Regions from separate parts of the Homo sapiens genome. Here region 1 is linked to region 2. A link is a loop called in an ENCODE intact Hi-C map of the cell type or tissue named here. Cell type or tissue: PC-3. All regions are shown on one strand. Links, peaks and the distances in the headings refer to the core of each region. The heading gives the core; the rest is flanking DNA. Region 1 has its middle 300 kb from the start of FBXO15. Region 2 has its middle 170 kb from the start of FBXO15.

Region 1 (2,919 bases), core at 156-2,655, 130 kb before region 2:
TATGATAAAATTCCAGTGTGATCACATTAAAGACATAGGCTAATGTGTGTGTGTGTGTGTGTGTCTTAGTTTTTAACAAAAAAAGTTTAAAAATAAAAAATACAAAAATTAAATTAAAAATACAAAAAAGTTTACAAAATAGAATATAATGAAGGAAAATATTTTTATTTTCTTATACACAATCTGTAGACTGTTTCTGTGTTTTAAGAAAAGTGTTGTCACAAAAGACTCAAAAGTTAAAAAAATTAAAAGTTTATAAAGTAAAAACTTATAGTAAGCTAAGGTTAATTTGTTACTAAAAAAACTGTTTAATAAATTTAGTGTATCCAAGTGTACAGTGTTTATAAGTCTACAGTAGTGGACAGTAATGTCCTAGGCCTTCACATTTACTCACCATTTACTCATTTATTGACTTACCCAGGGCAATTTCTAGTCCTTCAAACTCCATTCACAGTAAGTGCCCTAGACAGGTGTACCTTTTTTGTTGTTGTTGTTATTTTACCATATTTTTACTGAAGCTTTTCTACATTTAGCTATGTTTAGATTCACAAATACTTAACAAAGGGGTGTTGCAGACACCTCCAGGACCCTTCTCACAGCTCTGTCTCCTGGCATGGTCCACTCTGATGCCCAGTGTCTCTACCAAACTAAATTATTAACTATTTAGACGATCGTCCTTACATAGGCATAAATTATTAACTATTTAGACAATTGTCCTTACATAGGCATAAATGAAGAGCTTCATGTTTATGACAAGAGAAACCCTGAGCACTAATTGCATGTATAAAAGCTCGATGTATTACCCAACAGAGTTACTCTCTTTTCGCCCTCTTTCGTGGTCTTTAATGTGAGATGCAGGTGACCCCTGAAGCAATTCACATCATCTAGAGCCAAGCTTGTCCAACCCATGGCCTGTGGGATGCATGGGGCCTAGGACAGCTTTGAATGCGGCCCAACACAAATTCATAAACTTCCTTAAAACATTATGAGTTTTTTTTTTCACAATTTTTTTTTAGCTCATCAGTTATCACTAGAGTTAGTGTATTTTATGTGTGGCCCAAGACGATTCTTCTTCTTCCAATGTGGCCCAGGGAAGCCAAAAGATTGGACACCCCTGAGATTCTAGAGCCATTTCTTTCCAAAGGCTGCTGAGCTGACAAGGGAGTCAGCGACCTGACCTTACTGCTAGGGCCAGCTCTTCAAAGTCACAAAGAGAGGAAAGCATTTTGGATGATTTATTCTGAAATTCTAAATTGCTACAAATAAGGTAACATCCAAGAAAATGTTCCTACAACACAATGTCCTTGGGCCACACTCAGCTCTGGCTTAGAGGACAATGGAAGTGGAGCTTGCACCCAGCTCTCAGGCTTCCTGTTTTGTGATCAAGTGTCTAAGACAACAGAAGAAATCAGGCCAAGGAACAATTGAAGAACCAGTGATGAAAATAATTAAGGTTCTTGGGGAAGAAGAACTCAGTTATCAAGGGACATGAGTCAGAAGTGAGCTGAAGCCAAAAAAAAAAAAATGTTTGCTTTGGGCATTACTGAAATACTTGCTTACCTCAGGAAAGTTCTCTTTTCAAAGAACATCTTGAATCTGTAAAAATTTGAGCAATAAGGAAATACAATAAAGAGTGAGTTTTACAGGGAACTCTACTCAATAGCATCAGTCATTAAAGCTTAAGAAAGAAGTCACTATGGGAGTAGAAAGGTTAATCAGCGGAGTGTCCACAAAACAGAGGTTTTTGTCCTGGCTTTGCTGTGTATTACTAGCTGAGTGATCTGATAAAAACCACTGAGCAAATCTGGGCCTCATTTTTACCTAGAAGAAAAGGTGAAAACCCACAACACCTTGCAGAGTTTATCCTCAGTGGAAAAATAGATTTTTAGGATCTTTCTGCAGATCCAGCTAGCTGAAATGGAGGGTGTTGCAGCTCACTGCAGACTGAATGGGTAAAGTAAGTAGAGCAAAACAAGCAAGTGAGCATGCGCACCTATTTTTCTTTTGATAACCTATTCCAATTGACAGCCACTTGAGATGCCCTGTACATTTGAATTGCTCTAATATGAAGTATTTTGTTAATATATTTGCAATAAATTATGTGAAGAGAGAAAAGGAGGAAGAAAGAGATAGAGGGAAAGAAGGGGAGAGGGAGGAGGAAGAGAATCAAAGAAGCAGCTGTTCTGCTTTATTTCCTGAGCCTAGAATCACCCCGCCCCCTTGAAAAGGCCTTTGCCAGAATATATTTTAGCCTCATATAATCCACATTTTTCTTATTTGCTTCAAACTGGTAGAGTTAACTGTAATCAAACAGGTCATCCCTCGGAATATCATGATCTGGAAGCATTTTCCCTCCAGGTCATGAAGGTCAGCTGCCTGCAGGTTGTGCAGGCTGCAAGGACTTATCCCAGACCAGCCTAAGATGTGAGCAGACCTTTGCAAAGATCAAATATGGCACAAATGACTTGTCCTGTTTGTTTGTTGCTATTGTTATTGTTGCTGCTTAATCTAGCTCTAATTTAATTGGGTCATCTCTTCAAGCCATAGAGTGATGATCTTGCTAAGATTCTTCTTCTGCCATTTAGGAAAAGGCAAATTTCACCAGGTAGGCTTTTAAGAGTCTCTTATGTAAACTTAAGTTTAAAATAGAAGTTAAATGAAAGCAAATGGTCTATATATCTAAAATCCTTTCCCCAAACTCAGTTCTGACCGGAAGACCAAGGGCAATATGCAGATGCCAGTGATCACATCTTGGCTCACATGGTTCAAGGTCAAGTGGTACGTCCTGCTTCTGGCGGGATTATATGTAGACCACAGTGCTGTGTTCTGTGCTGCTGTAAGAGGGCTGCTCACAGCTCAGGCTGGTCTGGGAAAAGTCCCTCCAGCCTGCTCAACCTGCCAGCAGGTGAACTTTATGAT
Region 2 (2,919 bases), core at 257-2,756:
AAAGAGAAATACATCCCTGCATGGTGACCAGCAGGCAGGGTGAGCACAGAGAGCTAGGGGAACCTAGAGGAGACATGGTGGTGCGGGCAGAGTGAAGGAAGCTTCCAAAAGGAAATGAGAGAAGCTTCCAGTGAAAACCATGTCACTCCAGGGAAAAGTGTGTCCACAGTGAGGCCTGAAAGATAAGAAGTTGTGGCCAAGTAAAGGGGTGGAGGATGGCGGGGAAAAGGGAAGCAGGAAGAAGTGTACATTTAGGGACCTTCACAGTGGGACCCACCATCCTTTCCGGCATCGTTCCTTCCTTATTCTCTCCCTTCTTACACGGGGAGCTGTGTGCAGTCACAGCATTGCACTCCGCTAATTCTTATCCATGTGGTTTTGGCCAATGCACTGAACCCCTCCCAGCCTCAGTTTTCATATCTATAAAATAGGGATGATAGTAGAAACCACCTCAAAGATTTTCTGCTTCTGTAGGAATAAAATAATGACGAGCGCTGGGTTTTGTTTTAGCATTTTGTGTGCCACTATGTATGCGATGCCTGTCAGAATAAATTCTAGTTCTAGCATTTTATAGGAAATACTTTGTCTCCCTTGAATTTTAATATTCCCCATATCTAAGAAGATGATTATAAAACCTAATCTGTCCCTTTTGATGTTGGCTACTGGGAGATTGAATTAAATGGGAAATTCTGTCATGGTAACGAGGTATAGCATATTAACACCTATAGTATTTAGCTTTTCCTATTTTCCATTTCATCTTAATTTTCTATTTTAATGGGTTATCGAAATACCACTTTATACCCAATTCCCTCAAATCCTTTTATAGAGGTAAACACAGTATGAATATAAATAAACAAAATCCAGTGAGAGAAAATAACATTGTGATCTAAAAACACACGGTATGTATTTGGATTGCCTACCTGAAATAATGCAAAACAAATTGACTCTTCTATTTTAAAAGTAATGCTCTAGACATCCCAGACAAACGCTCTTCCCCAGACTGTGACCCACACTCAGTGGTGTCTCCTGCTACCTGCAGGCTCCTCCTCCTCAGTCCCTTAGAGAAGCTCCTCTTCTGCCTGTAGAAGCTGGCAGGCTTCCCTTATCCCTCTCCTCTGTCTACACTCCCTGCTTGGTGACATCATCCTGCTTCATAGCTTTAAATACCATTTACACAATTAGGATTCTCAAATCTGAGTCACCCAGCTCCTTCCCTTAATTCCAGATTTACATATCCATCTCCATCCTGAACATTTCCACTCGAGGAGATAACAATTAATTAAACTCTGTAAGGATAAAATTGAACTACTGACCCCTTTACCAACACCACCAACCCCAACCAGACCTGCTCCTCCACAAGCTGACCATGTCTTATTAACTCCAGTCTGACCACCTCCTCCAAGCTGCCATCACGTCTTTCCTGGGCAGCTGCAATGGCCTGTTCTCCACGTGCAGCCACAGTCATCTTGTTAAAATTTAATTTAGTTCCTAGCATCCTCTGGTTAGTGATTCCCTCCCAAATAAAGTAACACCTAAACCTCCAATGGCTTCCTCCACAAATAGAGTAAAAGCCAAACCTCTTGCTGGAATTTGCAAGGCCCTGCATAGTAAAACACCTCCAAGCCTCTACACTCATCCTTTACCCGCCTCTCCTCCTTACTACTCATCCTCCCACCAGCTTTTCCGTCTCTCTCTCTGTCTCCCTCTGCTGGGCTCCTTTCTCTCCGTCTGGACATTTGGTTGGAATATTCTCTCATCACTTTGTTCTCACCTCAAATATCACCCACTGGGAGAGGCCCCTCCCTGACCACCCTAAACCTTCCCGGATTACTGTCTAAGCTATGACTCGGCCTCTCCAGCAGCCCAGCACCCACATCTACCATGAGAGCTAAAGACGCAGGGAAGCAGGTGCTCTCTCTCCCATCCCCCGGGGCACTAGAACATGGAGCAAGACTTAATGATCCAAGCACACAGAGGCTCTGCTGCCCCCGGGACTCCCACTCACAGGAGCTGCCCTCAGATGGAGGGTCTGAAGCTGCCGCAGGTTGCACAGAGTTGAGGGTTGAGTGGTGAATAGTTTCCAGCCTTGGCAGTGTGGTGGGGGCAGGGCACCTGCAGGGGCATCCTGCACTAGTTGTTGCTAGAACAGTATCCTGGCTGCCCCGGCTTCCTTTGATGCTGATCAAGTCTTCTAGCTGATTCCGTCAGCCCCCTCATAGGACTCCAAATGTCCTTGTCTAATAGCCGAAGTTCTGATATACATTGTTCGCTACCAAGGACTCTGACTGGTTCGTACTTATCACCACCTGAAATGATCTAATTCACATTGATTCTCTCCTTTCTTATTAGCAAAAGTTCTAGTTTTGTTTAACTTGACAAACTACTCACAATACTCACCCTCACCGACACAGTTCTAGCCAGTGAAGCAGATGTGAAGTTTTGCTAAGTATTTCAGATTTTTTTCATGAAATAGACACTGCTTCTTTCTTCTTCCTCCTCCTCTTTTTCCCCATTCTACTCCTTTTTTCCTTTCCTCCTACTCCTGTTCATCTTTGTCTTTGCATTCATCTTTATTTTCTTATTTTCCTGCCCAAAATGTGGGTGTGAGGTTGGAGTGCCTCTATCTCGTGCCCATGAGAGGAAAATTATCATTAATTCAACAGACATTATTGAGAGCCTACAATGTTCTCAGCATCTCAGGGCACAAAAAGACAAAGCTAGAACTCACATTCTCCTGGGACATGGGTAGCAATAAGCAAATATACTAGGTAAATGATACAGTATGCTAGATCCTGATAAATACTGCAGGGGCAAGGGAACAGGAAAAAAAGACTGGCTGCTTACATGTTTACTATCTCTCTCCCACTGTAAAAGATAAACTTCTTGGGGGCAGAAAATGAGCCTTACTAACACTGAGTC

The links. A loop is a pair of places that touch in the nucleus more often than their neighbours do. Peaks named below come from ENCODE experiments on the same cell type or tissue, not always from the same donor. Only the 100,000 strongest peaks of a DNase experiment are listed, where the experiment ranks them.
Region 1: a loop joins it to region 2, with 4 times the contacts of the local background. A loop is called at or near these places in 2 of 110 quality-filtered maps.

What each region holds. Positions count from the first base shown.
Region 1 is chr18:73,847,393-73,850,311 of GRCh38, forward strand. No RefSeq gene overlaps it. Among named protein-coding and RNA genes, the nearest start is that of FBXO15, 300 kb to the right of the region's middle. In PC-3, for the core only: no CTCF peak of the experiment used is centred there; a DNase peak (open chromatin) is centred at 1,529; H3K27ac peaks cover 462 bases.
Region 2 is chr18:73,978,820-73,981,738 of GRCh38, forward strand. No RefSeq gene overlaps it. Among named protein-coding and RNA genes, the nearest start is that of FBXO15, 170 kb to the right of the region's middle. In PC-3, for the core only: CTCF peaks have their summits at 1,721 (motif pointing left) and 1,925; a DNase peak (open chromatin) is centred at 1,142.